2 separate regions of the Homo sapiens genome follow, and region 2 is linked to region 1. A link is an interaction called in ENCODE POLR2A ChIA-PET data of the cell type or tissue named here. Cell type or tissue: PC-9. All regions are shown on one strand. Links, peaks and the distances in the headings refer to the core of each region. The heading gives the core; the rest is flanking DNA. Region 1 overlaps DST (dystonin). Region 2 overlaps COL21A1 (collagen type XXI alpha 1 chain).

Region 1 (5,397 bases), core at 339-5,338:
TAAAACGGCAGCCAGCTAAAAATGGAAAACTCTAAATTTCAGAAAGTTAAACCTTTTATTTATAAGATGATCGGTAACTATAAATAGCCTCTTTTATTTATGACACAAAAGTTTTAATGAGTTATACTTTAAATTTAATGGTAGAATAATGTCATGAAATACATAGAATATCAATTCATCAAACAGCATATTAACTCAAATTCTTTAAAATATATTCAACATTCAAAAACTGCAAAAATCATTATCAATAAATGCAGTCAATTGGTCATTACTGAATCAACAGCTTCCGGTGTGGAAAAATCAATACTCACATTTGCACCAATGCCTTCCCCACCTTCAGGGACTTTAGGAAATGCATCATAGAGAGATGACACGTAAGTTATTACTGATTTTTCATCAGGTGAGGAGACATCGACATCTAAAAACAGCAACATAAATTAATTATTTCACAATGTTGATAAATTACTTTTGATCAGACTTTCATGCCAGTCCACATATAATCAAGAAAATAACTCACCTTCAGGGTCCAGAAGTCTTATAACACCAATTTTTTCTGCTACGTAAAAAGCATGCTCTAAATTTGCAAGGTTGCTTTGAACAGCAACAGTATTCATATCTATCAGGTCCGGCCTAGGAAAAAATTCACTGTGTTAATTAGGTTTTCTCATGTGCCAATTCAACATTATATAATTATATAGGTTTCCATTTACATAACAACATCTGCTAATATTAACACCAAGCCTGCGTTAAAATGCAGAGACTTTCATCAAACATTTAACATTGCTCACTTATCTCAGAAACTTCTGTATCGAAAGCAAATATAACAATGAAAATATAACAATTTGAACATATATAAATTTCAACAAAGTCTACAAATATATCATAGTCAGAATATATATGAGTATTTGTCCTATTCAACTGATTTAAGCTACGCTACTCCAACAGCATCTTTCCAATCCAACCAGCATCCTGTCAATGTTTTTCCTCTAAGACAAAAAGCTTGTAGCTTAATTCAGTGCTGTGTCCATGGCCTCCCCATTGCACCATACCCTTTCACATCATCTTTGTCTTCTATAATCCTAGTCATTCTTCCAAGGAGAGATCAAGCTCCACCTCCTCTATGGAGCCTGGCTGATCTTCCTAGCCCTTATTTCTGTCTCTGTTTCCTGAACTCATACTTCCAGCCTGCACCCCACGATATGGCACTTAGGATAATCTTAGACTCCTTGCCCTATTAATTCACTGGTTCGTGTACATGTATATGTTGTTTCTCCCAAACCGTCAACTCCAAGATAGCAAGTACTATGTATTAAGAAAATTTTGTATTTTATCCTTCTGCTGTAATAAAGAATGATATATAGTACACCCTCAACAAATATCTACTGATAAGTTGGTAAGTAGGTTGGTTCCTTAGTAATCTGAATCATAAATGAATGTCTATAATAAGCAATAGTTTATGTTTTCATGAGCACACATGTGTGCATGTGCCCCCCTACACACACACACAGTCACACATCCCAGACTTCATATCTTTATAATTTGTGAGATTTACGTAACACCCTAAACCATGCAGAAACTTTGAAGCTAGCTCTATCTACATGAGAGAGGAAAAGATTCTTCAAATGCTTCTTGTAGAGAAAGTGGCAAAATATGGACATTGGAGACTTCACTCAAGGCTAGAAGCCAGTCAGGAAACTTGGATCTCAAAAACAAAGCATTGAAAGACTACCGGAACAATGTGGAAACAGGAAAGCCTTCAAAGAGTGGTACTCACCACCCAAAAAAATCACTGAGTAAGAACCTGTTGATAGCTTACAAAGAAAGGCTCTCTACAAGCTCCACAAGCATTCCTGTTTGCTCAAAATAATCATTTGGGAAACCACAGAAAGAGTGGGAGGGCTCAAAGGTAGTGTGGGAGAAATGAAATGCAGATTATTTTGTATACTACTTGGCAGGCTGCTTATATGAAAAGCTGTTTGAAAATATATCATTAATATTAGAAAGCTAAGTGGCAATTTGTACTCTTTTATGGTGAGAAAACAGACCTTTCAAGAAAATCTTATACTTTTATATCACTTTGCACTGTTCATAACCTGGGAATGTGGTTACCATCACCTACATGCTCATATTCCAGGAAATTATTAGGAAATCCTTTAATGTTTTCAACCTGCCACCAATATGACCACTCTTTTAAAAGTGACCCTACAATTATTATAGGAACAATAAATCCATTGACAACTATGGAAGTAAATAACAGACCTCCAAAAGTAACATTTTTTATTCACATAGAAACATCTGAAGAATCTGCCAACCTCAAGATTAGTAAACAGGTATGTATAGCAGTCTAGACAAAAACAAATATCTGAAGTTCTTTCAATAAAAAATCGTTTTGTTTCCGTAAAATTTGCACCTTTTAGGGAAATAAAAAACAGACTTTGTAAGTCTGCCAAATCTCAGAACAAGACATGGCATGTTATTATGAGAACCCTGCCATTAGCAAAGAAAGTAAACACTGAGTAATCCTAGAGGGAATGAATAAAGTCATTGAAGAATCAAGTTTTTCAGCTAAGAGAATAAAACATAAAACTTCCTTCAGAATGACATAGTCATTTCAACACAAAAGCAGCTGTAGAATACAATGAGTCTGAGTAAGTCATCTCTTTTATCATGATGTTTAACACTTTAATGGAACAAAAACTGAAATGGTTTTCCTCCACTAAAAGACAGCAGATAAAGAAAATTAGTTAAACAAAAAATGGGAAAAGGGAAAACTTTAAAAACCACTACAAAGCTGGGTGCGGTGGCTCATACCTATAATCCCAGCATTTGGGAGGCTGAAGAGGGCAGATCACCTGAGGTCTGGAGTTTGACACCAGCCTGACCAACATGGCGAAACCCTGTCTCTACTAAAAATGCAAAAATTAGCCAGGCGTGATGGCAGGCGCCTGTAATCCCAGCTACTCGGGAGGCTGAGGCAGGAGGATCACTTGAACCCAGGAGGCAGAGGTTGCAGTGAGCCGAGATCATGCCACTGCACTCCAGCCTGGACAACAAGAGCGAAACTCCATCTCAAAAAAACACAAAAAACCACTATGAAAAAGTAATAGCCTATAAAATTTAAAATGCTATTCCTCCCTTAGCTCATATCCTAACAGAGTGGTGGTCCCTTTGTCTTTCAAATCTGTCTTTCCTCTACCTGCCTGAAGCATCCAGAAGACGCCTGTGCTGTGTGTGTCCTGTCCACCACCTTCTTTCTTCATAGTCTCACTGGGATAACACAACCTTTAAAAACTTCATTTATTTTTCACACATAGAAGATACTTACTTTCATTCTAAAGGTTTCATTTCTTCGTAACATCTTTTTGTGGAATGTTAACAGGAAATGTCATTTCCATCTTAGGTTTGACTAACCAAAGAGCATTAGACTATATTATAGTGACCATGTTCTCATGTTATATTTTAGATAGTTGAACATTAACTATTGTAACTTGCCTGTTTTATGGAAACCTTTCAAAATCATATAATGTGATCCTTTGCCACTTAAAGTAATAAATGCTAGTCTTTTTATGGAAAAAAAGGCCATTCTCTTATTTTTTTTATTATTCTATGATAATGTTAATGTTTCAAAATGACCCAATTATCATACATTATAATCTTTAAACATGTTTATATCCCAGCTTTATCCCAGCTTTTCTTTCATAAGCAATTAAAAGTAGCTTACAAAGAAAATACAAGATAGCATAAACTTTAAATTAGAAGTATAAAACCAAGAAAAGGCCTTAAAATGAAATTGGAAGTGAGACTAAAAATTGCAAATCACTTATATGCAAGCTTGGTGCCCTGAATTTGTTTAAAAATATAGGGCAGAGAGGTATAGAAAAATGCTATTGTCATAATACAAAATAATTTTGGATAAAAGTAATGTTTATCTTTCATACAACACCCATCTTAAAAGAGCAATCTCCCCTAGGCTATATATATATATATATATCTCCACACGTATATATACATATACAGGTATGTTGGCATTTATGTATAGATAGATAGATATATGGATATAGTATAAGGATATCACCACCTACATTAACAGGTAGCCAAAGCTAGCTGAACATAAAAATTGCATGAGAGATTTTTTTGGCATAGATACCTCCAAGGTAACATTTCAGTACTCCAAAACTTTATTAATACATTAGCTCACATGAGAATTAGATAGGATTCTGCAGGAACATATGACTTCTACAGTGATATAAATGGCTAAAGATCAGGCTGGGCGCAGTGGCTCATGCCTGTAATCCCAGCACTTTTGGAGGCCGAGATGGGAGGATCACCTGAGGTCAGGAATTCCAGACCAGCCTGGCCAATATGGTGAAACCCTGTCTCCACTAAAAATACAAAACTTAGCCAGGCATGGTGTCGGGTGCCTGTAACCCCAGCTACTCGGGAGGGTGAGGCAGGAGAATCACTGGAACCCAGGAGGCGGAGGTTGCAGTGAGCCGAGATCGCGCCATTGCATCCCAGCCTGGGTGACAGAGCGAGACTTTGCCTCAAAAAAAAAAAAAAAAAAAAAAAGATTAGCACAACAGACCACTGAAGGCTTCCACAATATATCATGGCAAACACCAATACACTCAACTGCAAGGAGCATGAAACAACATCAAAGTACTTGGAAAGGAAGTACTTAGAAACATGGCAGAGAGGACACTAATTAAAGTTAACTAAGAGAAAGAAAAATGCCAGCTAAGAGAAGAGTGCTTTAGTGCAGACACAACATTACCAAATCCTGAACCAAAAATGTGACAATAGCTGAAAAGACACATATGGGAAATATCAATGGCCACAGTCCAAATCGGGATTTTTTTAAGGATGAAAAAATAAAGTGACTTAAATTCAGAGTCTGCTGGTTGTGCTGGCTTTCAGCTGGCACTCAATAATTATTTATGTGGATACAAACAGTAAGGTTCTGGCTACCCTGCATCTGCTTTCCTATATTTGAGAAATTTCCCTTTCATAAGTCTTGGGGGTAAGGAGAAGAGCAAAGCCCATTTCCCAGTACAAAAACAGAAATATGTCAGGTTTTTCCTGACTCTTTTATTTGCTCAAGAAATGTCCACTGCATACCTCACCCCCGTACATGACATTACCTGGCCAACTCGAATTCTTTCAGCAGACTCGGTTCCACCACCATTTCCTCCAGGAAGTACTTTCCTCTGTTCCCAAATGCCGTCTGTTATCTTCATTTCTGTATTTACCACATTTTTCATAACTATATATCTGCCTATCTCTCATATTGAACCATGGGCTTCCTGAAGGCAGAGCCTGTGTTTTGTCCATGTTTATATCCTCAATATCTAGCATAATGCTTAAAACATTAACTTTTGAGGATTAAATAAATAATAA
Region 2 (5,397 bases), core at 212-5,211, 550 kb before region 1:
GGGTCTTGCTCTGTCGCCCAGGCTGGAGTGCAGTAGCGCGATCTTGGCTCACCGCAACCCCCACCTCCCAGGTTCAAGCGATTCTCCTGCCTCAGCCTCCCGAGTAGCTGGGACTACAGGCACGTGCCACCACGCCCTGCTAATTTTTTGTATTTTTAGTAGAGACGGGGTTTCACCGTGTTAGCCAGGATGGTCTCAATCTCCTGCCCTCATGATCCGCCCGCCTCGGCCTCCCAAAGTGCTGGGATTACAGGCGTGAGCCACTGCACCCGGCCTATGTTTAATATTTCTTTTATCTTTTTAGGTTTTATGAAGATATTTCAATAGTATCATGTTCAACGTAAATACGTGCTCCTCACATTGAATTATGGTCTACACAGACTTGCCGGTCAGTCTGCCCTTTCTAACATTGTTTCTACGGGAGAATGAATTACAGATTCCAAATAACTAACTCACAAACATTTAGAACACAGTCACAAACTAAATTTTTTTTTTTTTTTTTTTTTTTTTTTTAGAGGGAGTTTAGCTCTGTCGCCCAGGCTGGAGTGCAGTGGCGCCATCTCGGCTCACTGCAAGCTCCGCCTCCCGGTTTCACACCATTCTCCGGCCTCAGCCCCTCTCCGAGTAGCTGGGACTACAGGCGCCCGCCACCACGCCTGGCTAATTTTTTGTATTTTTAGTAGAGACGGGGTTTCACCGTGTTAGCCAGGATGGTCTCGATCTCCTGGCCTCGTGATCCAGCCGCCTCGGCCTCCCAAAGTGCTGGGATTACAAGCGTGAGCCACTGCACCCAGCCTTCACATCCTAAATTATATCCAAGCTCTCATGTCTATTATCTCTTATTTCCCTCTTCCTCTTTTTCCTTCTTTTCTTCCCATTAACCTTTCCTTCTCTCACCTCTCTTTGTGTTTCTTATGCTCTTTCCCTCATACACGCACACCCACATACACACACACACCTACTTTATATTCTGAAACAATAACATAAACAAATAATCACACCCAGTCTTATATCCAGTTACCAAGTCTCATAATTTTTCTTAAATAACAGCAATTATGGCTCACATATGTTGAGCTCATGCTACCCTATTGAACCCACTCCATGCTTATTAATACCCTAGTCGAGGCCTTCTACTTCATGCCTGGTCTGTCAAAAGAGCCTGCTAACTAGCACCCTGTTTCCAGTTTCTTCTCCTTTCCAATCATTCCACACACACCAGGAGCTCATACACTGCCTCTAAAACAGTTCTTTTTACTATGTTCTCTTTTTTTCTCACAAAACTTCAATGACAAATGAATAAGGTTTACTTTTCAAACTTGCAGTCAAGGTTCTCCATTTTATGGCCCTAGCCAAGTTTCTACCTTTACTTTCTAACACGCAACAGAGACCCTTCTCTGCAGATTCAGGACCTCATTAAGATCATTTCATTATTTCCTGGGCACACCTTTAACCATCTCACATATGTGTCTTCATTCAGATGAGTTCTCTCTTTCCTGTCTTCCTTTGATTCCCAGTCATCCTTTCATGAACAAATCTGGCACAAACCCTTGGTAAAATTTTTTCAAGCACCTCAATAACAGGATTACCTTCCTATACTCTTTCAGCACTTAGAATAGCCCCATGCATTTGTGCAATGTTTTTACAATTTTTAAAAATTTCCTACGTAAGCTTCACAACAACCCTATGAAGTAAGCACTATAAGCATCTACACTATTCACACTTAGAGAAAAATATTCAGGGATGTGAAGTGACTTCTCCAAGCTCATACTGCTGAAATGTAGCAGTAGTCATCTCCAAACCCTGGCTTTCTGACTCCATATGAGATTCATATTTGGCACATAATATAAAGAGTTGGTAATTATTTGCATCATTTTTTTCAGTCTTCCAAATTAAATTATAAGCTTCTGGAAGGTAATAGCATTATATAGAACTTGGCCCAGTACATAATCATACACAAGATGAAATTCAACGAAAATTTTATTAAGTAACTTTCAGAGTAGTTTAATCCCTCTACCCTATTTAAGAAGCTTTGGTGATACCTCTCTCCCTCTTATGTACAATATTTAAATTCTGAAATCTCAACTGAACACTTTGTGATAAATGTGATACAAATACACCTCAGCTATTACTTCAGTTCTTAACCTAGCTCCGCACAAGGCAAATTTCAAATTTCTTGAGGGTAGGTACCTTTGATGAATAAAATAAGATCTGCTGGTATTTAAATGTTGGCCACGAGTTGTAGGAATAAAATGTGGGGGCAAACTATATTTTTAAAACTCACCTGAAGTTCAGAATCACCTGGGACATGTGCTAAAAATGTAGATATCTAGGATTCAGATTCAGTACTTTCTTAGTCATGTTTCTCTACCCCTGATTTTTATTGAACACAAGATCCCAAAGAGTATACTATGAAACAATAGATGAGTGGTAAAGTGACATCGACTGAAGGCTCAGCAACAGACCATGATGTTTGTGTTAACCATGCATTTCTTTGGGCATGAGTGCTTGTGGTTTGTGACTCACACTGTTTGCAAAATTCTTCCTGGTTTCTAAAAGAGGATTCAACATTTCAATATTTTATGGTGTTTCACAAGCAGCTTCTACAACATCTAAAATCTGGAAGTCACTGAACAAATAATAGGGCATCTGAGAGAAGAATTTAAATAACCAAAAAGGATTTCGTAACAGGAAAAGAACTTCATCTTTTAGAACTGAAATGAGAAGGTACTCACAGGCTCTCCCCGTGTTCCATCCTGCCCCGGAGCACCAGGGGATCCTGCTTCTCCCTTTTAATGATTTGACAAAAAGAAATAGAGAATTCAGTTTTGAGGTCTGCTTACCAAAATAACAATATATAACATTACATATTAAAGAACATTAAATACAAACAGAAAAATTAAAATTACTTCTGGACTACTGATATTAACTTTTCCTGACATCAAATAACTTTTTCAGAAATTCATAAAGTGACTATATAAACAACAAAAATGTGTACATAATGGCAGATAATTAAGTTATTAAATAACTGTGGTACTGTATAGTCATTCTTATGAGAATAGACCATCTTACTTCCAAGGTAAATGTGACCAATATTCTATATCAGTCCTATTCATATATACTTTTTCATTTTTATTTTAAAATTGATCACTATGTTGGACCTAATTTGACCTTGCCTTCAAAGAGTTACATTTTAAAGTAAAAACAAAACTTTCATTAGGAATGGAGTTATTTATAGGTTATTAGTTGAAATTATCTGGCACTTTAGTATATACGTATTTAAAATAAACATCTATAATGCATATTTTAGGTAGCTGTTAAATTATAATTGCTTTTAGTGATATATACCTTTACATTACTATGCTCAGGTTAAGCATCTTATTTTACATCTACGTTTTGGAAGCTAAATTTTTTTCCTAAATGAATCAATTGCTAGTGAATACAAATGTATCTGACACTTCTTCTACTAAAACAATAAATATTAGCTGAATATAATCCTAAAATGTATAATATCTGCAGATTAGTACAACTATTAAACTATCTGAGCAAAATAAAGGATAGCAAGGAAGAGCCTGTTGACACATATACACACATGTACACACCCCAGACTTTTTGAAATCTAACAGTCATTATGAGCCATGCATTTGTTTCTGTCCAGCAAAATGCTGCATCACAACAAGCAAAGTTCTCTGCAAGCAATTTGCCACACTTGTTTCATACCAGAAAGAACATTTTATCCTAGATGAAAGCAAGATAGGAGGTAAAATAAAAGCATTTTTTCCCGTAAATGTCTCAAATACCTGAGTTGAAATAAGTTTAAGGGAGAAAGAGTCTAAGAATGCAATGCACTGAAGCATATTATAACACTGTCATCCATAATTTCATATTCTAATGAATTTCCCAAAATTATAGAAAATAAAGCACAGAAGCACCTCTAAAATTTGGCAAACATAATCAGTACTTAGAAAAAAATTCAACCATATCACATTACATAAACAACAGTTCTCCCACTTGTATGAATTCCTGCATTTTATTAGAACTGTGAAATGCCAACTAAAGCCAAATATTTCATCTATACCAGTTTTATTTATAAACACTAGTTGAGAATAGAAGGAGCAAAGATTAATGCTTTCCTGAAAATTAACCAAATTAGAGGGAGAGAAGTTACTGCTAATCCAATAGCTCTACAGAAAAGCATATAAAAATATTGGAGGAAAAAATGTTGGATCCACTTAGTTTGAAAGCTAGTTTAAAAAGCCTGAAAAATTCAAGACAAGGGATATGTTAGATCCTAATACTATGAAGAAATAATGCAATATTTTATCTGAACTTAACACTCATATCAATAGTCAGAAGGAATCTCTCCTATTAGTAGTTCTCAAATATGGTCCTCAGACCAGGCAAGATCAACTTCTTCATTTAACATGGGAACTTCTTCAGAATATAAAATTTCAGGCCATACTGCAGCATATTAAGCCAGAATCTCTGGGTGGGGGCCAGCAATCTGTGTTAATAATTCTTCCAGGTGATTCTAATGCAGCCATTTGAGAACCAGCCCTGCTATAAGTCATTAGATCATTTAACTTCTCCTACTTCCAGGTACTGTCATATGTGACTTATAAAACAATCTGTGGTTAAATTTTCTGTATTTAAAATAAAGAGGGTAAGGCACTTGCCAAATAGTAGAAACAATTAATTTGAAATTATTAGGTTGGTGCAAAAGTAATTGCAGTTTTTGCCATTAAAAGTAATGGCAAAATACATGATTAGATGACTACTTTGATTTATAAAATCATGACTACTTTGATTTATAAAATCTCTACTTTTTTCTATCTGTCCATTGACCTAATATCATTTTATTTTAATTATCAGGAGTTTTAAAAACGTAAGTAGCCATCAGCAAGGTTCATCAATAATGAAGTTCCACAATTATTTGAGGATTTAACTTATTATGTTCTTCTTACTTTATATTAGACACTTAACATATTAACTGAATAAAATATCACATTCTTTATTATCTATAGCAGTGATTCTCAAAATTTAACTTCATCTGAATCACCCGGAAGGTTTGTTAAACTGCAGATTGTGGACCCCAACCCAGAGTTCCTGATATGGTAGGTCTGGGGCAACCCCTGGAATCTGCATTTCTAATAAGTTTACAGAAGGTGCTGAGACTGCTAGTCTTGGACAACACTTTGAGAAACACTACTCTAGCCCAGATCTCAAAACAGACTTACAGACTCTTTCTGCACTTATGAATCCCTCTCTTCTATGAACTAGTATAACATTATATAGCTTTTCACTTAGCACTGAATTTTATTATGCTAAGTTGTTCAGCAGGTGTCTTGTTTATATGTGTTATTTGCTTGACTTGCACATTCTTTTAAAGGTAGAAAACAT

What was found. Peaks named below come from ENCODE experiments on the same cell type or tissue, not always from the same donor. Only the 100,000 strongest peaks of a DNase experiment are listed, where the experiment ranks them.
Region 2: POLR2A ChIA-PET joins it to region 1 with 6 read pairs; 1 of 35 experiments calls an interaction of 5 or more read pairs at or near these places.

The regions. Positions count from the first base shown.
Region 1 is chr6:56,650,615-56,656,011 of GRCh38, forward strand. DST (dystonin) reads right to left here. Exons shown (of 104, transcript NM_001374736.1): 11 at 518-630; 12 at 312-418. Among named protein-coding and RNA genes, the nearest start is that of DST-AS1, 190 kb to the right of the region's middle. In PC-9, for the core only: no CTCF peak of the experiment used is centred there; DNase peaks (open chromatin) are centred at 1,857 and 2,537; H3K27ac peaks cover 2,841 bases.
Region 2 is chr6:56,098,740-56,104,136 of GRCh38, forward strand. COL21A1 (collagen type XXI alpha 1 chain) reads right to left here. Exons shown (of 30, transcript NM_030820.4): 17 at 2,733-2,786. Among named protein-coding and RNA genes, the nearest start is that of COL21A1, 150 kb to the right of the region's middle. In PC-9, for the core only: no CTCF peak of the experiment used is centred there; a DNase peak (open chromatin) is centred at 2,532; H3K27ac peaks cover 1,036 bases.